Linked DNA regions of Homo sapiens: region 2 is linked to region 1. A link is an interaction called in ENCODE POLR2A ChIA-PET data of the cell type or tissue named here. Cell type or tissue: PC-3. All regions are shown on one strand. Links, peaks and the distances in the headings refer to the core of each region. The heading gives the core; the rest is flanking DNA. Region 1 holds the start of LOC124906068 (a long non-coding RNA gene). Region 2 overlaps NT5DC4 (5'-nucleotidase domain containing 4).

Region 1 (12,721 bases), core at 2,143-10,142:
CAACGTTGAGTTTATTACTCAACAGAAAATGGAATGAAGTCCAAGACCTAAGGAGATAGAAAGGGGACCAGTTATGGCATCTTCTCACCCCAGGACACCTTGCTGCATGTCTCTAGTGCTGAACAGACCACTGGCCTTGCTCTGTAGTTTGAAATGCTCGCTGCAACCAGAAAGGCACCAAGGGGCCAGACCATGCTCTCCTGTCTATCACGCCTTCAAAGCAGAATTTCCCAAACCTTGAGTCACAGTGCTAACACACGGGGTGCAATAGCATTTTTGTGGATCTTGGCATTTTACAAAAATAAAATAAAAAAGTTAAAAGTGCATTGCTCTAGTCTTGGGGCTGGCACACTATGGCCTTTGGCCAAATCCGGTCCCTGACTGTTTTTTTAAATAAAGTTTTATTGAAACACAGCCATGCTCTTGTTTACATATTGTCTCTGGCTGCTTCGAGGCTACAATAGCATGGTTAACTAGTTGAGAGATCATCTGGCAAGCAAAGCCTAAAATACTTACCATCTGACACCTTCTATAGAAGTTTGCTGAGTCTCTGCAGTAGCCTAATCTTTGCCTAACAAAAAGCAGTTGCTCTGCAACCTCTTTTCATGAAAACCTAAGCCACCAAATGTCCCAGGAGGCTCAATCCCTAATATCTTAGGGTAGGATTGACTCACGTGACTTGCTTCATTGGGAGGGGTTGGAGGAGATATATTTATATATATAAATTCTGCACACCCTATCTCAGTTGACCGAGAGCTTTCAACATCAGCCCAGGCCAACATAGGACAGAAGTGGAGCAAAAATTGGTATTCCCATCTTACCGATAAAAAATCAAAAGTTAAGTGATTTGTTCAGAATCATATCACTTCTAAGATTGCAGAGATAGGCAGTTTGTGTACAAATCCAATCCTTTGAGAAAGGTTTAGGAGTGAGACAAAGGGAACTAAATTGTTCATGCAAAAAATAAAAATGACAAGGAAGGGCTTCAGGACTCAACAATAAGGACGGTGAGCAGGAGCAGGTGGGTAGAGCTGATGGGTCTTTAGGAACAGGGATATCTGCTATTTGATTTTAACCTGTTTGTGGTTTGGCAGTATCCCTGAATACATGAAGCACAACTGCCTTTGTCATGTTGGGGTAAATCAAAGGACACAAAAAATTGGAGGCGCTTGACAGAGAATTTGGCAGCCAGAACATCAGAGCAAGAGATGTCTGGCAGAAACGTAGGTATCCAAAGACATATAAAGATACTGTGGTGCTGCTGAAGGACAGAAGGATGCTCACAGGCTGGAGGACCTGGGGCCATCCCTCGGGGGTACTCATGAAATCTGCTGCCTGTATTAAGATAAATGCAGGGAGCTTTCACAGAATTCCCTAAAGAAGCAGTGCATCTGGCCATCTGAAGTCCATCTCTTTGCACTCAAAATCTGTTCCCAAGGACCAATATTTTCTAGACTCTAAAGTCAGTCTTCTGAGCCTTCAGAGAAGGGACTAGCATTTCCAGGGTTGGTGGATTTCCTAAGCTAGTGTCTGCCTGGCCCTCCAGCAATGCCCTACTTGTTAGTGGAAGCCCTCCTGGGAGAGAGCAGGCTGCTACTGGGGCTGAGAGCAAGGTGTTCTGGGCAGGTCTCAGAGATCATATTTAGAAATTCAGATGTGCTTCCAGTGGGGATAAAAAGCAAGGGTCTAGATGGCCAGATGCTACTCTACTTCCCCATCCATCCTGTTGGCCTTGAAAGCCAGTGCAGGAGGACCACCTACCTGGGCCAGGGATCCTCGTGGTCTGTGGCTCTGTCTTGGACTCCTGGAGCTCTGTTTGCCTTCAGTTCTCAGGATCCTTTACTTGAAGGAGCTAGGTCTGGTACTCATTTGTAATCAACAGTTTGTGAGTGGTTATGCAAATACAACACAAGTATTCCTTTGGCCAATAATAAATAGCATCCTCAGTTATCAGTGATCACTCATTTCCTGCTATTTTCCATGCCAACGGTATAAACAAATTCCTGTGGGGGTAGTGCCACTCTGCTAAGGACTGTGCCACACCTATTCAACACATTTCAAGGTACTTGTGATAGATCAGGTGGCTTCCAGTCCAGTCCAATAATACAGGTATAGAAAACAGAGGAGAGTGAAGGAAAGAGGGGACACAGGGTTTAGATCAGCCAATGAGCCTGGGAGGTTCAAGGAAGCCCTTGTTCTCATGATGGTTCTTTGCCCCAATTCCAGAGTTCATGCAAGTGGAGTCCCCATGTCCCAGAGAAAAATGTCCTCTTTTCATGTTCCCTTCCAGGTACACTCCGGGATGCACTATACCTCTTCTATGTCCCCTCTTCTTCAAAGGTGACATGCAAAAGGACCTTCCTTGATCAAGCCCTCCAAGGACTAGCTTCCTTCTACAGCCCATTAGCTATTTATCTGCACTTCCTTGCATTTTTCCATCACATTTGCCCTTGTCAGTTACTGTGTATGGCTATGTTTTACAACACCACACACAGCTGCTCAGTATGAGGGGAAATCCACATAACCAATTAAGGTAATAGCTTCTGGACCACCACCAGCAGCATGTCAATAACACAGGAACAACAGGCCAGCACAATAGTCAACCACTGTGCTCTCACTGTGCCAGGTCTGGGCTCAGCCCATTTATTTATTTTTCTCCAACCAAATCCTTTGATGACCCTGGGGGTAAATACCATCCTTCCTGTTTTACAGACAAAAGGTGGTGCAGTTTAGAGAGGATGGACAATTTACCCAAGATCACATCCTTAATTACTGGAAGAACTATAACCCAGGCCTTTCTGAGCATGCTGCAGCCTCATCTCTTAAACTTCACCGAAGACTGTGGTCTCATCCTCTAGCCTTTCTTCACATACGCATTTATATAACATACAAATATAGGAGTGTGTCTGACAAATTATTTTGTAAGATACATTTCCTACTTAATGTATCTTGCCTTTTCTACTCAATATGATATCTCAAACATCGTTCCATTTCATCAATACTTTTCTACAATAGTGTATCTAATTACTGCAAGGTATTCCATTATTTGTCTAAAGACCTGGAAAAATGTTATTCCCTTGATGGCTAGAATACAAATCCCTGATTTCTGTTAAATTCCATAAGGAGACACATATCTTTAGAGAACTTCTTGATAAACCTCTTGGGATGGGATGAGATTGTGAAGGAAAAGAGGAAGTAAAAATTTTAAAAAGTCAAAACAAACACTAACTTATCTTCTAAGAAGGTGGTTGGGGTAACTGTAGGCACTTCTGTGGTGCTCACTTCTGGAATGAATGAGGATGTGAGTGTGGGGGCAGCAGGCCATTGCTCTCAGGACAGGGAAGATGGAGATGCAGGGAGGGTGCCATGTTGAGGCAGTTGCAATAGAGACTTGTAGAGATTCAACCAAGTGGTTCCGGAAAGGAAGGGAAATGAGAGAGAAGAGTTTGTCTTTAATAGGGGGTGCTACCTAGTGTAGTATGGAGTATTCATAAACTCTTGCCTTTATTGCCCCATGTAAAACCTCAATAAGTTCGATTATCTGTACCAATACTGATATACAAGGGACACTGTTTATAGGAGGTTGAAGCTCGAGAGAATAAGGGGCAGCTAACTTGTATGTCACATATGGACAGATCATAGTCTAACTAATCCTCAATTTTGAACATCTGAGTTATTTTCACTTTTACATTATTATATGTATGAGATATATATATATATACACACACATATGCATACATAATTCTGTGCTTAATATGCTTGTCCAAATCTTTGCATATATCATTGATTACTCCACTAGGATAAATTCCTACATGTGTAAATGCTAGACCAAAGGACATACATATTTTATTTTATATACTTTTAAAAATTTTCTATCTTACAACGATTTTTAAGGACTCCAATTTATTGAAAAACAAATTCACTTTTCTAACTACTCACTGCAGAGGCAATCACCATGCAGACTTTTGACAGGTAGCTGAGTTCCTGTGTGTATGTTTCTGTGGTATGTGTATATTTGGGGAGATGCATGTATACTTTGTGTATGTATGTTTTGTACAACATATGTATTTTCATGCCATTATGGAGTTGAAAGGTGAGGCCAGGTGGACTTCCTGGGTCCAGTGGGGACTTGGGGAACTTTTCTGTCTTACAAGAGGATTGTAAAACACACCAATCAGGAACTTTTCTGTCTTACAAGGGGATTGTAAAACGCACCAATCAGCACTCTGTAAAATGCACCAATCAGCAGGATTCTAAAAGTAGCCAATCACAGGGAGGATTGAAAAAAGGGCACTCTGATAGGATGGAAACAGAACATGGGAGGGGCCAAAAGGAAGTAAAAGCTGGCCACCCCAACCAGCAACCCTGCTGGGGTCCCCTTCTGGGTTGTGGAAGCTTTGTCCTTTTGCTCTTCACAGTAAACGTTGCTACTGCTCACTCTTTGGATCCATGCCATCTTTAAGAGCTGTAACACTCACTGCGAAGGTCCACGGCTTCATTCTTGAAGTCAGCGAGACCACAAACCCACCAGTAGGATCTATCTCTGGACACAGGTTTGTGGGCATGTTTGGTGTGTGTTGTGTGTATATATTTTGTGTGTGTGTTGTGTGTTGTTATGTGTTGGGGGTATGTATGTTTTTATGATTTTGTGTGTGTGTTATGTGTGTGTTGGGCGGGGAGAAAAGCCTTTGGTTCCTTTGTGTCCACAGCACGGGACAGGGCTCAGCATAACTAGCGATTTGCAGTTGATTTATTTACATGAAACGTATCCCCTTTTGCACTTTAGGCCAAAAAAAAAAAAAAGTGCAGTAGAGCGATGCTCCTCCATTTGAACCAGCCTCCTGCATTCAAGGTGGGAGATGTGCTGAGAGACATCCAGGAGTTGTTTTATGAGGATTACCAGATGACTCTGGAATTCCAGTCATTCCCAAGGATACTCTTTTGATATTTCTGAACAGATTAGACCCCACTGAGAGATTCCACCTTTAAAGAAATTCAATGAGATCACATGGACACAGGAAGGGGAACATCACATTCTGGGGACTGTTGTGGGGTGGGGGGAGGGGGGAGGGATAGCACTGGGAGATATACCTAATGCTAGATGACGAGTTAGTGGGTGCAGCGCACCAGCATGGCGCATGTATGCGTATGTAACTAACCTGCACAATGTGCACATGTACCCTAAAACTTAAAGCATAATTTAAAAAATTAAAAAAAAATTAAAAATAAATAAATAAATAAAAATAAAAATAAAATAAAAAAATTTAAAAAATTAAAAAAATATAAAAAATAAAGAAATGCAAGTGGCCTCTTCGCAGCAAAGCCAGGTAAGCTGACACGAGGAGACAGACAGCACGTGCTGCCAGGCATTCCCTTCATCAGACACCAGCTCCTGCCCAGCGTGGGAAGCCAGGGTCCTGGTCACTGTGCGGGGCCGAGGCTGCTGCTCCTTGAGTGACACAGCAAAGGGCATGTGTCCCCAGGTCACTGGCCATCCTCTCTGATACCAGACTTTTTGGCATTTGGGACCCTCACCTGAAGCTTCTGGCAGATCTGGGGGGTGGGCCTTGTTCCCCCATCCACAAGTTATTTCAAGAATTTACATCCATTTTTTGTTGTTATTTGGGCCGTAGGATGTGAGTTTTAACAGAGACAAGGGAAAGCTCTCAAGAGAATGATCCAGATTCCTGGGAATCCTATAAGCCCTCCTCCACCTGACTAGGACTGCATTTTTAAAGCCTTCATTTGTGCAAAGGCCTTTGTGCTGACATAGTAATACCCCATTCCAGGAACTTGGGCCATGGCCTCCTGTCTCGGCAGCATTTCTGGGTTAAGGGGCAGCCAGTGATTGTCCTCAATGCTTGAGGCACTACAGGGTGGGAGGTGGAGGATCACAGGTGAGTCAAACAGGAAGCCTGCTCCTGGGGAGCTTACAGTGATGTAGGGTGGTGAGACAAGGACACCAATACCTGTGTGCAGGTACCACTAACAAGTACAAAGCACTGCAGCAGCAGGGAGGAAACCTCCCTGTGCAGAGGGGGCTGAGGAGGGCTGCAGGGAGATGACAGGAAAGCCGGTGTTAAAGTAGGAGTACTTCCCACTCTCTGGGCATGAGGAGACCAGGAGGACATTCCACAGTGAGAAACCCAGGCAGAGGCCGTGTGCTTATGGCATTGGGGGGGAGAATGACACCTTAGAATTATTCTCTACATTGGAATTGTCTATTACAGATACCCATATTGTAGCTTCACATAGTGTGGTGGTTAACTGTGTTATCATATTGTCTTATTTGCTATTTTCCAGCCACCCGCCCATCCCTGATAGTCACTGGCCCAGCACAGGGCCTTCCACCTTCCATCAAACAAATGCCTGAGCTTCTCACCGAGGGGTAAATCACCTGCCAGTAGGGAAGGATCCCTGTTATAACCCCTCTCCAGGCAGGCTTGGTCCAAATGAACTCCTAGGAGCCCACGCCCTGGGAAATCCCCTGGCCACTGTTGTGGCTGGTCCTGCCAGCTAGAAGAGGTTCCTCCAGGGCCAGATGCAAGCTCTGTGGCTGTTCCAAGGAGGCTCTGCAGCACTAGCTCAGCCTTGTACCATGCTGGGCTCCTGGGGATTTCTGCCTCCATTTCTTCCTTCTTCACTCCTCCATTATTGCACCCTTGACTCAGCCCATGCAGGAATCCATCCCATCCTAAGTATTTCTGATGATATGATGCCCCCAGTCAGAAGGTGCAGGAAAGATGTTTAATAATAACAATAATAATAAACAATTTGTTATTTTCTCAATGGTCAGGCATCTTGCTAAATGCTGTTCATTGAATAACTTTTTTAATTCTCAAAAACCCCTATTAGGTGGGCCCTATTACAATCCTCACATCATGCATGAGAAGTCTGAGGTTTGGAAGGATTTTAAAAGTTGCTCTACATCCCACACTAATAAGTGAGAGAGCTCAGATTTGTACCCATATCTGTCTAATTCCAGAGCCCAAGTTCTGATGCTATCAGCAGTCTCTACTGTGGCAAAGATGAAGGACAAATCCAACACTTTCTAGGGCTAAAGGTGAGTGGCTCAGGAAATAGTTTTTCTAGTGTTCCAGCTGAATGTCTCTCACTCACATTCAACCCAGAGTGGAAGGGTGTTTCCCTGGGAATCTGGTAAAACTGCTCAGTCTTCATGCAAAGGGAGGAGAAAATTGTCCTTTTTTGCTTCCCACATTGTTTCCTTGGCCCAAAAGCTAGGAAGCCCTGTGATTGGCACGTACTGGGGAGAGGATCTTCATACATGTGGCTCTGCCCCTTCCCCTCTGATTGTGGGGCTGGGCATCCTGCCACTTCTCTCCTCCTGGAAGTACATGGCACCAACCCAGATTCTGTTCTCTGGAGGTCTCCACACAAGTGTGGGCCAGTAATTCTCAGAATGACCCTATGCTGTGAGACTGAAACTCCCTCTTGGACAGCTAATCCCACAACCTGGCCTCAGTGGAGTGAGTAATAGGGAACCCACCTGAGCATAGATCCATGACATATTCTATAGTCCAATATTCAAAGAATTGGAGCACTATTTGATAAGCACGAATTTGATTCCTGCCTCCTGCCTCCTGCAGCCTGCATTATCATAAAATGCTGTCATTTCTTATTATTTGTCCCAGCATGTATAGCAGCAGGGATAGAAAGGCTAATTCTCTGCTTTAGGACTAGCCATGCTCAAGGGGTTGGACGGTGCTGGGGAAACTGATGCAGCTGCAGATCCTCAATGGAAACAAACATTCAGTCTGATGCCCAGAGCAGGGTACGAGGGAGTATGGCAATGCGTTGTCTTGATAAGTATTCAGTTGGGGAAAATGGGAGGGGTCCCACACGGGTATGAGCAAATCCCATTAGGTGGAGGAGGGAGGAGCGCAATGAGGAATCTGGGTCAGGTGGTAGGCACTGGATGCTCCAGATAAGTGTACAGTCAGTATCTTCAAGGCCCATGAACAAGGACCAGCGGCCCAGTCACAGGAATGAGGTTTGGAAGATTAGCAACTTTTAAGGGGCCAAGATATTAGACAGTAAGCAGGACAGAGCCCAGAACAAGAAACAGTAGGAAAGTGGAAGAAATTATGTGATTTCATGTTTACTGTAAGAAGCTTCTGGAAGTCAGTAAAGACATGGTTGCAATCCCCATCATTAGTGCTCTTATTAATATCTTCTGAATGTCAGTCCACTCGTTTCAAGATTGCATTTTCCAACAATGTCTGTACCTAAATGTTTGGCATGTTTTCTGCAGTTGTTAGGTTTGGTATTCTGTATATATTCCTGAGGATCCTATTGATTAAAATGTATTGGTCCTATTGATTAAATGCTTGCTCTCCTTACTGCTCTCTTTCTATTTTTTTGATCATCTTAGTCTATCAATAATATAAGAGGTACATTAAGATCTCCCATGTAATATAGATTTATTATTTTGATCTCAATTTTGGCATTATATATTTTTGAAGCCATGTTATTAGTGAGCTCTATAATAATCCTCACTTCATGGATGAAAAATCTGAGGTTTGGAAGATTTAGAAATTAGCTGTATGTCTTACACTAATAAGTGAGAAAGCTCAAATTTGCACCCAAGGCCGGGAGCAGTGGCTCACGCCTGTAATCCCAGCACTTTGGGAGGCCGAGGCAGGCGGATCACGAGGTCAGGAGATCGAGACCACCCTGGCTAACACAGTGAAACCCCGTCTCTACTAAAAATACAAAAAAAAATTAACCGGGCATGGTGGCAGGCACCTGTAGTCCCAGCTACTCAGGAGGCTGAGGCGGGAGAATGGCGTGAACCCGGAAGGCGGAGCTTTCAGTGAGCCGAGATCGCGCCACTGCACTCCAGCCTGGGGGACAGAGCGCAAGACTTCGTCTCAAAAAAAAAAAAAAAAAAAAAAATTTGCACCCAAATCTGACTAATTCCAGAGCCAATTCCAATTTAGAATCGTTATATCTCCCTGGTGAACTGAAGCTTTTATCTTTAAGGAGACACACTCTTTATGTCTACCAATGCTTATTGCCTTAAAGTCCACTTTGTCAGATACAGCTGCTTTCTTTTAATTAGTTTTTGTGTGGTATATCTCTTTCCATCCTTTTTCTTTCAGCCTTCTCCATTCTTACATTTTAGATATATTTCTTTTTTCTTTTTTTTTTGAGAGAGAGTCTCACTCTCTCGCCCAGGCTGGAGTAGTGCAATGGCGCGATCTTAGCTCACTGCAACCTCCACCTCCTGGGTTCAAGCAATTCTCCTGCCTCAGCCTCCCAAGTAGCTGGGATTACAGGAGCCCACCACCAAGCCCAGCTAATTTGTTGTATTTTTAGAAGAGATGAGGTTTCGCCATGTTGGCCAGGCTGGTCTCGAACTCCTGACCTCAGGTCATCCACCCACCTCGGCCTCCCAAAGTGTTGGTATTACAGGCGCGAGCCACCATGCCCAGCTGATTTTAGCTGTATCTCAAAAACAGCATGGGTTCTGTTTGCTTTCCTTATTCAGCTTTATAATGTAAATCATTTACATCAAACATCTAATACACCATGGACTGTAAAACACAGCCATATTTTATGTATGAATTAAAAAAAAAAACACCACCAATTAGTTCCTGAGACACACACCTTAACAATATCTCTGTGATGTGCATAAATCAATCACATCAGTTTCTCTGCACCTCAAAATTTCTTTCCTCAATTCTCAGAGATATGGCAATTTCTCTGGTTTTACATTCCCAGAAGCAAAGAAAAAGTACACAGCTTCTTCAAGTCATGAGTAGCTTCTTTTTTATAGCTCTTGGTGTTTGCAAAAAAGATTGGAATTGCTTCACTAATACTAAATTTTCATTCTGCTGCTCTGTTTCTATGACAAGTCAGAGGGCATCTTTTTGAAGACATTCTAAACAGCAATTAAACTCAAAACATGTAATGACAATGACACACAAAACTCAACTGATGACCAAATGAAGAGTTCCAGCCAAGTTGACACAAGCTGGCTGACAGAGCTTGTAATACACACAGCTTGGCATATGCCTCGCCATTTCAGAGATGTAAAAATAGGAATAAATGTTTTCCCTTAAATCAATGAAATAGAGCATTTGGACTGAAAATCTACGACAGTTATAGTGTTTTCTATTCATTATTCTCATTCTGTTTCTTCTCCCCCTTGCTTTCTTTTAGTTTGAATATTTTCTATCATTTCATTTTTCTTCCTACTAGTTTGAAACTTATGCATTTATTTTCTATTTTTTAGCACTTACCTAAAATTACTCTGTAATCCATGGATCCTTAATTTATTTAAAAAACTAATGTTAATGAGTAGCTTTATTTTCCTCCCATCTAATTTAAGGCCCACAGAACACCTTCACTTACCTCAATCCTCTCCCAACTTACATGCTTTTAATGTCATATATGTTAATACCGTATACTTTTAAAACTTTCTAAAATAGCATTATTTTATAGCATGAGTGTTCATTTACATTTTTGCATATATTTAGAATTTTCTTTGCTCTTCGTTTCTTCTTCTATTTATGACTCCCCTCTGGGATCATTTTCCTTCTACTTGAAGTACATAGTTTAGAACTGCACTATTCAATACAGTAGCCACTAGCCATGTGTAGCTATTGAAGTTTAAACTAAGTAAAATTGAGTAATATTAAAAACTCAGTTCCTTCATCTCACTAGCCACATTTCAAGTGCTCAGCAGCCACATGTGACTAATGACTACTGTACAGCAAACATATAGAACATTTCCATCATGGCAAAGAGCTCTATTGATAGTGTTCATCCAGAGTTTCTGTTCCAGGACCAAACTGAGGGTTGGGCTGCTATTTCTCATGGCCCAATAACAAGATGCAGATGAGCTGGGGAGGAAGAGAGTTTTTATTTCTGCAACCAGTTACAGGGAGAAGGCCTGGAAATCATCACCAGGCCAACTCAAAATTATGACATTTTCCAGAGCTTATATACCTTCTAAGCTATATGTCTACGTGTAAGTGTGCATTCACCTGAAGACGTAAGTGATTAACTTCTTTTAATCTGTAACTAAGGTCTGAGTCCGGAAGATCTTCCCCTGGAGCCTCAGTAAATTTACTTAATCTAAATGGGTCCAGGTGCTGGGGTAATTACCCTTATCTTGTCCCCTGCTAAATCATGGAGGTTTGGGGAGTTCCTTTAGAGCACCAATAAACTTGTTTGTGGAGGCCTGGGGAGTTTCTTCAGACCCACAATAAAACTTGTTTAATCCTAAATGGGTCCTGTTAAGAATTCCTTCTTTATTTTGTCATATTTTAAGGCCCAGAAAAGGCCTGGGCAAAACTCTTGATGGGCTTTTGTTACATTCCAGCCTTTGTATAAGAACACTGGTTTTTAATATTTAACTTAACCATTTAGTCAGTACTGAAACAGTTGTTATAGAGATCTGCATTAGTGAGACCTGGCCTGCCACATTTCCTTTTCTGAAGATCTTATGGTAGTGATCACCTTTGTGAAAGGAAAATAAATCTTGGGACCTCAAAATCACTAAGCCAAAGAAAAAAGTCAAGCTGGGAAGAATCTGACACTTAAATCCAACACTGCTAACTCATTCATCTCACTCATTCATTCATTTTATTTTCTTTTTTCTTTCTTTTTTTTTTTTTTTTTTTGAGACGAAGTCTTGCTCTGTCACCCAAGCTGGAGTGCAGTGGATCTCAGGTCACTGCAACCTCCACCTCCCGGGTTCAAGCGATTCTCCTACCTCAGACTCCTGAGTAGCTGGAATTACAGGCACCTGCCACCACGCCTGGCTAATTTTTATATTTTTAGTAGAGACGGGGTTTCACCATGTTCATCAGGCTGGTCTCGAACTCCTGACCTCGTGATCCGCACCCCCCTCGGCCTTGTTTGCTTGAGGTACTGTCTAGATGCTGGAACTGAAAATGGCAAGCAAGACATCCCTACCCTTGAGGAAACTGTAATCTAGTCGGAAATACAGATGTCAACCCAAGTTTCACACAAGAAAATGTACAAAAACCCCTAGGACAAATGCTATGACGGAGAGGTGCTCAGCACTCAAGGGCTTTTATTGGGGATGGAAGTGACTCTTGAACTGAGATCTAGGAAGATATGGTGGTTAACTAGCTCTAGGGTGGGGAGAGTCGCTTTCTCCTCTCTTTTGAGGTCATAATCAGTTTCTGTTATTAATGGTAGAACAAGCAAAAAAAAGGAAAAAAGGCAGAGCAATGAGGACCTCTTGGGGAAGGTTGTGTCTCTGTATCTGGAAGGTTAATTTCTCTCACAGACACCTTATTTGTGCACCTTTTCAGTCATGCTCTCCTTCCACATGAGAGGAAAAGCATCACTGCCCCAGAGGCACAGAGAGCTCAAGACACCAATCTCTCTTTCCTGCCCCCATTCTCTGGCATACACAAAGCCAGTTTCCAGTCATAACAAATGAAACAAATTATTCATGACAGGCTATTTGCAAGGTGATGCTTTGGGCATACCCAGGATATTCTACCACTCCAAACTCCTTCCCTGGAAATTTGAGAAGTTAAGCTGACTACTGGTCCTTAGACAGCCCAGAGCACTGCTTGGACCCTGTTTGCTCTCTCATACAATAGCCATCCTCATCCCCATCTCTATACCATTCTTACCAGAAAAGAATAGCCAAAAAATTAAGGTTTTGTTTTTGTTTTCTTGAGGCAGCGTCCTGCTTTGTCACCCAGGCTGGAAT
Region 2 (12,721 bases), core at 2,996-10,995, 170 kb after region 1:
TGAGCCGATACCGCACCATTGCACTCCAGCTTGGGTGACAGAGACTCCATCTCAAAAAACATTGTGTTTGGGGCCAGGTACAGTGGCTCACTCGTGTAATCCCAGCAGTTTGGGAGGCCGAGGCGGGTGGATCACGATGTCAGGAGATCGAGACCATCCTGGCTAACACGGTAAAACCCCATCTCTACTAAAAATACAAAAAATTAGCTGGGCGTGGTGGTGGGCGCCTGTAGTCCCAGCTACTTGGGAGGCTGAGGCAGGAGAATGGCATGAACCCAGGAGGCAGAGCTTGCAATGAGCCGAGATCGCGCCACTGCACTCCAGCCTGGGACAGAGTAAGACTCTGTCTCAAGAAAATATATCTATATCTATATATAAAATGCATTTTCTGTGTGGCTAGCTTTACATCATTGGGCCAGAATTTTTATGTAGGAATACATATTTGACAGTATTATACAAATCAATAGGAAAATAGAATTTGATGTAGACAAATTACATTATGGACAACTTTAAATACATCTGTTCATTAAGTCGAGTGTGCCAACACTTAATCAGAATTTTCTCTGTTCCTTTACTTTTCTCATGAAGCTATAAAACTGTCAAGCTAGACAAAAGATTTATAGTTAGACGAGATTTTAAAAGGAAACTTTTATTATAAAACATGTATTTGAAGTTAAAGTTCCTTAGCAAATTTTTTGCATGAATGTTTTTAAGATTTTGTATGTTTTCTTCCTTCCTTCCAGCCAATACAAGAGTTGCGGAAAGTTGTTCTTAATATCTTGCAAGACTCAAACAGAACCACAGAAGGTACTATTATTTTTGAATTTAAATTCATCTTCTCTAGCTGTACCAGTAAAAATCATCCAGGACATATAGGAAAAAGAAGAAAAGAATCATCCCCTGAAATGCTTCTCACTTCTTGGTTTCCATGACCTGGCCCTTTCAGCCATTGTCATCAGCTGACTTATTTGTATTATTACAAGTAAATGCACTACTCAATACTGAACAAAGGTTGTTTCCACCAAAACAGCCTAGACTGGAGTGTCCCACTTCCTTGGAATCCTAGATGGCAGAAGACAAACAGCTCTTTGCTGGAAGAGACTGAGGCAGAAAGGAGAAATGCCTTAAGTTACATGTTTAATCATAATAAACCCACCAACATACTCATCTAAATTTGTGTTACGCTTTAAAAATAGCTATCTCAGGAATCTCTTCAATTGGATGACCATCACTGTCAGTGGTCATAACCTTTAGAAGACTCTTCTATGAGACATATATTGTGCCAAACACGAGTGACATTATAATTGCTTACGATACTTGTTATATGAATGGAAAGAAAAAACAAGCTATCTTTAGAAAATAAATTGGATTCTTCTTGTTATCTTAAAAGGTGACAAATCTTTTTCCTTTAATAGTAGATTTAGGCTGCATACGGTAGCTCACGCCTGTAATCCCGGCACTTTGGGAGGCCAAGGCAGGTGGATCACCTGAGGTCAGGAGTTTGAGACCAGCCTGACCAACGTGGTGAAACCCTGTCTTGTCTTTAAAAAAAAAAAAAAAAAAAAAAAAAAACAGAAAAGAAAAATTAGCCAGTTGTGGTGGTGCGTGCTTGTAATCCCAGATACTCAGGAGGCTGAGGCAGGAGAATCGTTTGAACCCAGAAAGTGGAATTTGGAGTGAATGAAGATCACGCCACTGCACTCCAGCCTGGACAACAAGAGCGAAACTCCATCTCAAAAAAAAAGAGTAGATTTAACTGGGGAACAATCAAGTCATGTAGCTAAGTAACCCACTACATGTGGTAAGAAGGACATAAAATAGATAATAGTAGATTCTTTGAGAATGAGGCTACAATTCAGTTATTTGGTTAAAACATGGTAGTGTTTTAAAAGGAATAAAAAGAGAAGACAGGAATCCATGCCTTTGTTGCACCCTATTGACCTCACTTAGGGTGTCAGCCTCTAGCCACAGTGTGCCTGGCACAGTCTGATTTCCTTCCTTTCATTTTGGTGATTGTGTTTGGGCTACCATGAAAACTATTAATGCAAGACAGTTTTTGCCCACTGTCCAAGGCAGTAACCATGTGGTCATCCTGGGGAGGAATGGGATTGGGAGGTTGTGTGAGTTAACCTTAGTGAGTCAAGAAAATTGATCCAAGGTGTGGTGTAAGGGTAGAAGGCCAGTGATTAGTCCCTAAGAGAGCTCTCTTGAGAGTGAATAGGAGACTGGAGATATGTTCAGAGTCTTGAAAGGGTGTCAAGAATCTACGTACAGCAGTCTCGGGGGCTGGCTACGAGGGTAGCCTGATGTAGCAAGACACTGCTACAGAGCTTAACGTGAAAAAACAAGTTATAAGTCACACTTCAAATCAATCACTATTCAGTATGTGGAGCCCATGAAGATCACTGGGAAATCATTGTATGTATGTATTTTTCATGTTATTGACTTCTAGTTGAAGTATTAAATTGGTAAATCTTACTTTCCTTCATGATCTTACATACACAGGGATTACTTCTGACTCTTTAGTTGCTGAAACTAGTATAACATCAGTGGAAGAGCTGGCCAAGAAGATGGAATCTGTGAAGTCTTGTCTTTCTCCAAAAGAGAGGGAACAAGTCACGGCGACACCCCGAATAGCCAAGGCAGAACAGCATAATTATCCTGGTATCAAATTACAGATTGGTCCAATCCCTAGGTAAGCAAACTCTAAAGCAGACTTTGTGTTCACAGACTTAATTCTAGTCCAAGTCTCGATTTTTCCTTCACAGATCTAGAGTAACTGAGACCTGACCTGCAGTGAGGAAGGTGCTGCCAGAGTCAGGAGGGGTATTAGAATGCATTCACCCCCGTCCTATGGTCTCGCCTACCTTTTCACTCTCATTTGTCCTGCACTTGCAGATCCTATCTGCCTTTCCTGCAAGTCCTGACACAGCTGGGTATGGTTGGGGTGATAAGATGGGGCACAAAGTCCCAAGCGGGAGCAAACTCTGTAGCTGTGGGAGAAAAGGGACAGTGAATACCCCTCTAAGAACGGAGAGCAGTGGAGTATGTACTAGTCAGAGACTGCTCATAAAGTCAGAAACGTTTTATTTTTTAACAAATATAAATTTAAGGCAGAATCCATAGTAATTTAAGGAGCTATGTCAGGGCGTCAGTGTCATTTTCTAAAATGTGAGTGTAGCACCACTCTTCTCTGATCATGATCTGGAAAGAATTCCAAACAAGGGCACCAAGACAACAGTTCTTTGTTTTAGTTACCTGGAAAGCACAGCCGAATCTCTTCCAATCCTAAACTCTCTGACACACACCATTTTCCCACTACAGTCAGCTCATAAGAGGATGAAAACAGTTCAGTTCATAAGTGGATGAACTACAGTCAGCTCATAAGTAGATGAAAACAGTTAATCCAAAAACTACCTCTTAATGGCTCTAGAATTCACAAAACCACTAATTACATTAGCCTAAGGAAAACTAGCAGGCAAGTCTGCCAAGATTGCACCATTGCACTCCAGCCTGGGCAACAAGAGTGAAACTCCATCTCAAAAAAAAAATGAAAAGGCTGGGCACATGGTGGCTCATGCCTGTAATCCTGTCACTTTGGTAGGCCGAGGCAGGAGGATTACTTGAGCCTAGGAGTTCAAGAGTGGCCTGGGCAGCATAGGGAGACCCCAACTCTATGAAAAATAAAAAATTAGCCAGGCATGCTGGCATACGTTTGTGCTCCCACCAGCTTGAAAGGCTGAGGTGGACAGATGCCTTGATCCTAGGAGGTTGAGGCTGTAGTGAGCTGTGATTGCACCACTGGACTCTAGCCTGGGCAACAGAGTGAGACCCTGTCTTTAAAAAGAAAAAGCTAGAAAGAATCTTGGAATTCATTAATTCAACCAAATTTGGTATTAGGCCCCATTTCCTTAAAACTTGTCATCTGTTTTGAAAGTTTATAGAATAAATGAACACCAACTGCCAAATATTTGACTTCAAATAAAAACCACACTTCATACTTCATTCAATAAATCCTTATGCTTACACCATCCAAGAACAGATGGACACCACCCAGTACATTCTGGAAATCAGGGAAAAGCCTTTTTTTTGAGACTGGGGTCTTGCCATGTTGCCCAGACTGGAGTACAATGGCATAATCATAGCTCACTGCAGCCTTGACCTTCTGGGCTCAAGCAGTCCTCCCACTTCACCCTCCTGAGTAGCTGGGATTACAGGTGTGTGCCACCATGCCCAGCTAATTTTTATATTTTTTGGTAAAGATAGTGTGTTGCTATGTTGCCCAGGCTGGTCTCGAACTCCTAGAAAAAGCCATCTGAAGATGAAAGCTGCTCTAGACATATCTCTTGTATCACCCTATGTTAAAATGTCTTCCCTGTTTTATTATTGAATAAGAAACAAAAAATAATAAAGATAATTTTTTTAAATGATAAGGTTTTTAATGCATCTCTTGCTGTCTCTCAGAATAAATGGGATGCCGGAAGTGCAAGACATGAAATTTATCACTCCTGTACGGCGTTCGTCGAGGATTGAGCGAGCAGTGTCCCGCTACCCAGAAATGCTGCAGGAACACGATTTAGTAGTGGCTTCTCTTGATGAACTGTTAGAAGTGGAAGAAACAAAATGTTTTATATTCCGTAGAAATGAGGCGCTGCCTGTAACATTGGGGTTTCAAACCCCTGAATCATAATTTCTTGATGCTTTTTTTAAAAAAGGTGTTTCAGAACCAACATAAGACAAGAAATATTCTTGTCCAAGTGACCTGGAAAAAAAGAGAGGCATCATGGATGCAGATTATGGACGCTCAGGACTTAAGTAATTCACTGGGCTTACTCTCAAATTTTCTCTCCCCATGGGAAAATCTTTGCTTTATGTGTTTAAGACCAGTTTGCCAGTTTTACAGTATACATAAATTTCAAACTTTTGAATATTTACCCTACAACTATGATAAATATTTATACTTTATTGATCTACTTTAATCCCAACATAGTTTTTTATATCAGAAGGTTGGTCCCACAATATAATGGGACTTTTCTTTCTGCATCCACCTTAGCAGAGGGCAAGTTCTTTCATCGTGGAAGATCTGAACTTTGACGCTAGCTTGACAGGCTGAATGGACCTTGACAGATGGCCAAGTCAAAACCCCTCATTTTACAGATGAGTTTATGCTAGCTGTGCCTTTGCTCAGAGATCATAAATTTATGTGTGATCTTTGACTTTCATCACAGTATCCTTGTAAATGAGAGAGAATTCTTGTTTTTTCTATGCCAGGTCTCCTCAGATGAAACACAATCCTGAATTGGCATGGTCGTCTAGCTTTTATATTCAAACCTAGTTTTGCATTTGTTACTCAGAAACACTTCAAGTAACAAAAGGGGGGCAGGGGAGAGGGGTGGGGAGTGGACACTTGCTTCTTCAGTTCTTTGCTCAGCTAGGGTATAGCTGGCCTGAGAAGGCAGTGCAAGCCCCAGAGACTGTTGTAGGTTGCTTTTTCTTCCTCCTGGGCAACTATTTGTGGAAAGGTTTTACCTTAGTCATTATGTAAATATAATTGTGTAGAAAAACCTAGTCAACACATTTTAAATTTTAGCTTTCTTAATATTTAAGTATTATCTTAAAACAACATTAAATTTCTATTAGTTCCTGCTTGTTTATCTTATTTATTATAGAAAACCATGATAATGGCTTTGCATAGAGAATTAGGAGTTTGTCTAAGGATATACCAGTTGGCTGTCCTAAGAAACAAGGAGCATTCATTACCAAGGAGAATGGACTTTGATCAAAGGTCTATCAGCCTCATCCAGGAACTAGATTTTTTTAAGGGAAGCAGATCTATTTCTGAAAGTCAGATTTATAATAAAGCTCAAAAAACTGAGCTATAAACCTGTAATACCAGCAGACTTTCAATAAGAGACTCTTACAACTCAATTGTGGAAAAACTAATAATTAAAAATGGGCAAAGGACCTGAGCAGACATTTCTCCAAAGAAGACATAAGAAATGGCCAGTAGGTATAGATATGAAAAGGTGTTCAGCATCATTAATCATAAGAATAATGTAAATTAAAACCACTGTGAGCTATCACCTCACATCTATAAGAATGGCTATTAACAAGACATGAGATAAATGTTGATGAGATTGTGGAGAAAAGAGAACCCTAGTACACTGTTTGTGGGCGTGTAGACTGGGGCAGCCGTTATGGAAAACGGTATGGAGGCTCCTAAAGAAATTAAAAATAGAACTGTTATCTGACCCTCTTCTGAGTAAGTATGTACCCAAAGAAGATGAAATCACCAGCTGGGCGCAGTGACTCACACCTGTAATCCCAGCACTTTGGAGTGGGTGAATCACCTGAGGTCAGGAGTTCAAGACCAGCTTGACCAACATGGTGAAACCCCGTCTCTACTAAAAATACAAAAAGTAGGCGGGCATGGTGACGGGCACCTGTAATCCCAGCTACTTGGGAGGCTGAGGCAGAAGAATCACTTGAACTCGGGAGGTGGAGGTTGCAGTGAGCCAAAATTGCGTCACTGCACTCCAGCCTGGGTTACAGAGCAAGACTCCATCTCAAAAAAAAAAAAGATGAAATCATCACCTCATAAAGATATCTGCACTCACATGTTTGTGGCAGTGTTATTCTCAATAGCCAAGATGTGGAAACAACCTAAATGCCCATCAATGGACAAATAAAGAAAATACGGCATATGCATGCCGTGGAATAGTATTCATCCTTGGAAAAGAGGGAGTTCTTGCCATTTGCCACAACATAGATGGACCTGGAGAACATTATGCTAAGTGAAATAAGCCAGACCCAAGGAAAAATACTGCATGATCTCACATATGGAATATTTAATTTTTTAAGAAAGAGCTCAAGTACACAGAGAAAGTGCTTACCACAGATTGGGGAAGAGGAAATGGGGAGATGCAGGCCAAGGATACAAAATAGCAGATAAAATGAACAAGTCTAGAGATAGGGCTAAAGTTAATACAATTGTATTAGGGATTTTTGTTAAATAAGTAGATTTTAGCTGCTATTATCACAAAAAAACTGAGATGATAATGTTAATCTGCTTCACTATAGCAGCCATTTTATTATCTATATGTATCCCATAACATCATGTTGTAAATCTTAAATATACCTAATAAAATAAAATTGTCACCAAAATGCAAGAATTAGAGTTAACTTTACCTGTGAAGCCAAGTAATGCTCAGAGGGCTGCTTAGAGATCACAAAATCTGAACATAGGACGTAGAGGCATCAAATATTCAAAATCACCAGGCTTAGAGAGTCTGAAGTGAGTCCTGTGTTAGGAATATTCTTGCCTTGAACCTCAGACACTGTCCTAAGCCCGTCGACCAGGTTCTCATGATCGATCCTGCAGTGCCATCCATTGCTTGTGCACTTACTTTTTTTCTGGCTTCTAGAGTGGTCCATCTTTGCTACCTAAATCCCTCCCCTGACCCCAGGCCTAGGAGTCAGTTGTCTCTTTATGGTGGTTTTATGTCTTTCCTCAAAACCATTGTCTTGACATTACAGCTTAGTTCCCAAAAGAGCAGTTTTATTTTCTTTATTGCTAGTTCCTTGCAGGATGTCTCACAGTATTACCCTGGGTACCAACAATAACAGTGTAGGTTGAACTATTGGTGTCTAATAATTATAAGTTTCAAAATGGCACATTGGAGGTTTCGATCAGCCTCGTCAGACTATAGAGTCTTGCAGACACAAAAGGTTGTGGAAATGATTGTGGATGGTACTGCAGCTGCAGAAAACTGCACCCTAATTCTGGGACTCTTTGTAGATACTCAGTAACCCTCTTGTTTAGTAAATAGCTGCTCCTAGACATAGGGAGCAGGAAGGAGGGAGAGTGGGAAGGAAAGAAGGTGGGCCCTTAATGATTTGGGAAGGAGATTCATAGGGAATTGTAGTGGAAATATGGGCCTTTGCAAAAATAAGTCTAATGTTGTTCGGGGATGGCTTTTTAGAGGAGGTGAGTGTAAAGCAAGTTTTAAAGAAAGAAAAAAAGGGGGGGGAGGATTATATATAGCATCTCTGTGCAGAATGACCATGAACCAGAAGACAGAGGAGAGGCATGATGGTTCACATTTGTTAGTGCTCACTATGCCAGGCACTCGGCTGAGTCTTTTACATACTATAAAATACTGTTCCTGAGGCTGGGCATGGTGGCTCATGCCTGTAATCCCAGCACTTTGGGAAGTCGAGGCGGGTGGATCATTTGATGTCGGGAGTTTGAGACCAGCCTGGCCAACATGGCAAAACCCTGTCTCTACTAAAAATACAGGCGTTATCCAGGCGTGGGGGTACGCACCTGTAATCCCAGCTACTCAGGAGGCTGAGGCAGGAGAACTGCTTGAACCTGGGAGGCAGAGGTTGCAGTGAGCCAAGATCATGCCACTGCATCCCAGCCTGGGTGACAGAGCAAGACTCAGTCTCAAAAAAAAAAAAAAAAAAAAAAATGTTCTTGCCTCCCTGGCATGTACTCCCTTTTCCAATAAAAGCACCCCAGACTGGGTGCGGTGGCTCACGCCTATAATCCCAGCACTTTGGGAGGCCGAGGTGAGCAGATCACTTGAGGCCAAGAGTTCAAGACCAGCCTGGCCAACGTAGTGAAACCCTGTCTCTACTAAAAATACAAAAATTAGCCAGATGTGGTAGAGTGTGCCTGTAGTCCCAGCTACTTGGGAGGCTGAGGCAGGAGGATCACTTGAACCCGGGAAACAAAGGGTGCAGTGAACTGAGATCACACCACTGCATTCCAGCCTAGGCGACGGAGCAAGACTCTGTCTCACAAAAAAAGCACCCCAATTTCCCTACTACCACCCATTTCCTGCTGACAATCTACATGGTTAAGAAGAATGGACTCAACCCCAGTATGCGCATGTGACCCAGTCCTGGCAAAGCCAAACTTGGCATCTCCCTGGCCAGTGGCATTGATTGGAGGATGGGATAGTGTCACAACCAGTGAGGCATCATTTCCCAGACTTTCATTAGAAAGATGCTTCCTGGTAGAGTTGCTGAAAAGATAAAGATAGAAATCTGGAGTTTGGGAACAGCCATCTTATAACCTCATGGACAAAACCTGCCAGAGAATAGTACCAACATGGAATAAACTTGAGAGTTGGAGAGAGCAAGCTATGTCCAATGACATTGATTTGACTCCCTGGTTAATGCTATGCCTGGAGCTGGGCTAACCCTGGACTTTTTAGTTATATGAACCAATAAATTCTGTTTTTTCTCAAACCAGTTTCATTAGGTTTCCTTCAGTTGCTAAAGAAAAAATCCTGACTAATGTACACACACACACACACACACACACACACACACATATATATAATAGCATAGAAAACACTTATTTAGTGCTTACTCTGGCCAAGCTCCATGTCCGTTATCTCACTATATCCTTATAATAGCTTTATGACATGGTTATGGAAATAGAGTAGTTAATAAATGTCAGTCCTGCAATTTCAAAGTCAGGGCTGTCTGGCTCCAGGTTCAGAACTTTTAACTCCTATCTCTATTTAAAGTAAGGAAATGAGGACTAAGGTGATGATAAGGAAACACATCTGAGCAAGATAAATTATTGAACTGTTCCCAGTTTACCAAGCAGGAATCACTGTGACAGCCAAAGTACTGTCATTTATTCTACAAATAAATGATCACATTTTTACCACTAGTTCACTACCACAGAGATGCTGCTTCTGTTCTCTTCATTTCCTGACTGCTCAAGACGATGCCAGAATGAGGATGTCAGTTCAGCTGCTGTCACTAGTCCCAAATGGAAATGCATCTCTCTCACATCAGCCATCCAAGTGACAGCCCAATGCTAATCTACTGCCAAGCCCAGCCTATGTCTGTCTTGTGACTCCACCATCCCTTGGAGGCAGCCTCGTCCATGTGGCCAAAGAAGGCTCCCACCCAACTTCACTCTCCAGCCAGCTGGAAGGGGGAAGAGAGGAACGGGAAGGTATGCCCCTCCTGAGGTCACGGATTGGAAGTTGGACCATTACTTCTGTCCAGAATTTAGGGGCCAGAACTTGGTCCCATGTCCCCCCCTCCCACCCCATCTAAAGAAGCAGGGAAATGTGTATCAGATGGCCACATGCCCAGCTAAAAATTCTTCCAGAAATGGGAGATGAATGTCAGTGTCTGCACACAGTCTTGGAAGCAATGGTGTGCTTCTGTCCCTAAGGTATAGATAAAACAGGAGTGTAGAGGTGACATTAAGTTTAAAAAAAAAAAAAAACTACCCAAATAGAAGTATCTGTCCTACCTCCTACCCATGAGGTAGGACAGATACAGAATTAGGAGTTTGTCTAAGGATATGAGTTTTCTCATGAATGTGTCTGGGTAGGAGGTAGCATTCTAATCCAAAGCCCTATATCCTTTCTCCACTTTCTTTTTTCTCATATTCTTTGTCCTGCCCTTTCCCTGCAGTTCTACAAGAGTAATAATAAACTGGGTGACATGTGTCTTTCAATAAAATACACAGGTACGTAGATGCCAGAGACACAACGGTGAGCCAAAAGGACATTACCTTTTGGAGCTGAGAGTCTAGTGAGGACACGTGTTAATCTAGGAACCACAAATGCAAGACTCCAAGTCCTGAGAAATAGAGGCCTATGAGCGAGGGACTAAAGAGAAACTGGTCTAGTCAGGGATCTTCGCTGAGGGGAGAGCGGAGGTAACAGGGAGAAGAGGCAGGGAATGGGCCAGACATAGGAAAAGCACAAGAAAGGCCCTTTGGCCACCTCTCTCCTTTCCCTCGCTAGGATCCCCTAAAGCATTTCTGCCAGATTGTTTATCCCTCAGTCCTTTTCTGTATCCTCTCTACCCTGGGTAGGAATTCTGAGATTTGACTTTTGTAGTGTTAGCTACCACACTATATTTCAGGACCTTTCCGGAAAAGTATGGGCTCTAGGGTCTGAGCAGTTTTTCTGATAAATACTATCCTTTAGCTCTTGACTAAGAATCAAGCGTTTAAAGACACAGGCCAGTGAGACCTGGGATTTACTGGAGAACCTGCCCCTGTAAAGACACAGGCCAGTGAGACCTGGGATTTACTGGAGAACCTGCCCCTGTAAAGACACAGGCCAGTGAGACCTGGGATTTACTGGAGAACCTGCCCCTGTAAAGACACAGGCCAGTGAGACCTGGGATTTACTGGAGAACCTGCCCCTGCAGGCTCTGGGACCTGAAAGTCAAACCAGGGAAAGGAAGAAAAGGCCTTGGCAGTGTCAAACCTGGAAGCTTCTGAAATGCAAAGAAGATGTTTTAAAAAAAAAAATGCCAGGCTCGGTGGCTCTCGCCTGTAATCCCTACACGTTAAGAGGCCGAGGCAGGCGGATCACTTGAGGTCAGGAATTTGAGACCAGCCTGGCCAACATGGTGAAACCCTGTCTCTACTAAAAATACAAAAATTAGCCAGGTGTGGTGGAGTATGCCTGTAATCCCAACTACTCGGAGGTTGAGGCAGAAGAATTGCTTGAACCCAGGAGGTGGAGCCGAGATCGTGCCACTGCACTGCAGCCTGGGTGACAGAATGAGACTCTGTCTCAAAAAAAAAAAAAAAAAAAAAAAGTAAACTCTCTGATTCCATGGCCCGTTGTCCCTTATTTATCCTCAGGTATCTAAGTGTTGCCATTGTTTATCCACAGAAAATGAAGCTAATGAAGTGTGTCCTCAGACCTGTTCCTTCAAGGGTTTACTTTGTCATTTCAAACATGCAGATTCAACCTAGGTCTCCACAGAATGCCAGATGATACCACTAACAGACAAAAAGTAAACTGTAGGAGTAAACTGAAATCAGTGACATCAGAGCAATGATGCTTCAGCACTTTAATACCACAGAGAAGCTTCTAACACATTCGAGAGTCAAGTTTTAAAATCATGAGTATGACTTTTTATGTGTTTTAATGTGTATACACAAACTCAAAGACATTTGGGCTATCTCATTTAACATCTTTCGTAGTGACCCAGAATGAAAGAGCAGTTAGTGAGGCAATATATAGCCAATCAGGTTTTACTGTTCTTACTAGTAACAGAATCAGAAGTGCACAGAAATAACTATTTTTTAAAAGAAATGTTTAGAAATAAAATTGGATATGAGACATCATGCGTTCAAGAGAAGTAGGTAAAATAATTTCACTTGTGCACACGTTTCCAAACGTCTCAAAGACCATTGAGGATGCCTTCTAGGTTAAGAGCAATACTGCCTCCTCCCTAAAAGAAGTGTTTGCAGGCTCCAAATCTGCTGCATTTAGGAGATTTCAATACAGTTGCTTTTTCCTTTTTCCATACTTGTGTTATCTGAAAAATATCTCAAGTAGAAGATGGCCCGTGATGCCAGCCCATGTCCAGGATTCCGTCAGCCTCGATGTAACTTTCCTGATCCTCGTTTCTCTCTTTGCCCTAACCCTTATAAGAAACACAGAAAGTGACTATGGATATTTTCTTCCCAAGCTCACACAGTGACGCCCAACCAGGGGTAGATAATGTGTCAAAATGCCCTAGGCTGGATCCTGATGGGGTGAGGATATAGAGGGATCAAACCACAGGCTTCCCCAGCAAGCCTCTGTTACTGACAGGAGTGTGTCCATCTCTCTGCTGGGCTAGGATAGAAAAACAGTTGCCAACCACTGATTAAAGCCTGTGAATGCACTTGAATTTTGAGCTTCTCCTAGGCAGGAATGAAGTAACTTACACT

What was found. ChIA-PET counts read pairs that join two places held together with the same protein. Peaks named below come from ENCODE experiments on the same cell type or tissue, not always from the same donor. Only the 100,000 strongest peaks of a DNase experiment are listed, where the experiment ranks them.
Region 2: POLR2A ChIA-PET joins it to region 1 with 7 read pairs; 2 of 35 experiments call an interaction of 5 or more read pairs at or near these places.

The regions. Positions count from the first base shown.
Region 1 is chr2:112,900,289-112,913,009 of GRCh38, reverse strand. LOC124906068 (a long non-coding RNA gene) reads left to right here and starts at 4,464. Exons shown (of 3, transcript XR_007087196.1): 1 at 4,464-4,553; 2 at 6,986-7,063. IL37 (interleukin 37) reads right to left here and starts at 1,845. Exons shown (of 6, transcript NM_014439.4): 1 at 1,762-1,845; 2 at 1-47. In PC-3, for the core only: no CTCF peak of the experiment used is centred there; no DNase peak of the experiment used is centred there.
Region 2 is chr2:112,730,792-112,743,512 of GRCh38, reverse strand. It overlaps NT5DC4 (5'-nucleotidase domain containing 4), which reads right to left. Exons shown (of 17, transcript NM_001393655.1): 17 at 4,418-4,600. The coding sequence ends at 4,577. It overlaps CKAP2L (cytoskeleton associated protein 2 like), which reads left to right. Exons shown (of 9, transcript NM_152515.5): 7 at 744-807; 8 at 2,506-2,695; 9 at 4,465-7,164. The coding sequence ends at 4,690. Among named protein-coding and RNA genes, the nearest start is that of NT5DC4, 16 kb to the right of the region's middle. In PC-3, for the core only: no CTCF peak of the experiment used is centred there; a DNase peak (open chromatin) is centred at 6,302; H3K4me3 peaks cover 386 bases; H3K27ac peaks cover 2,006 bases.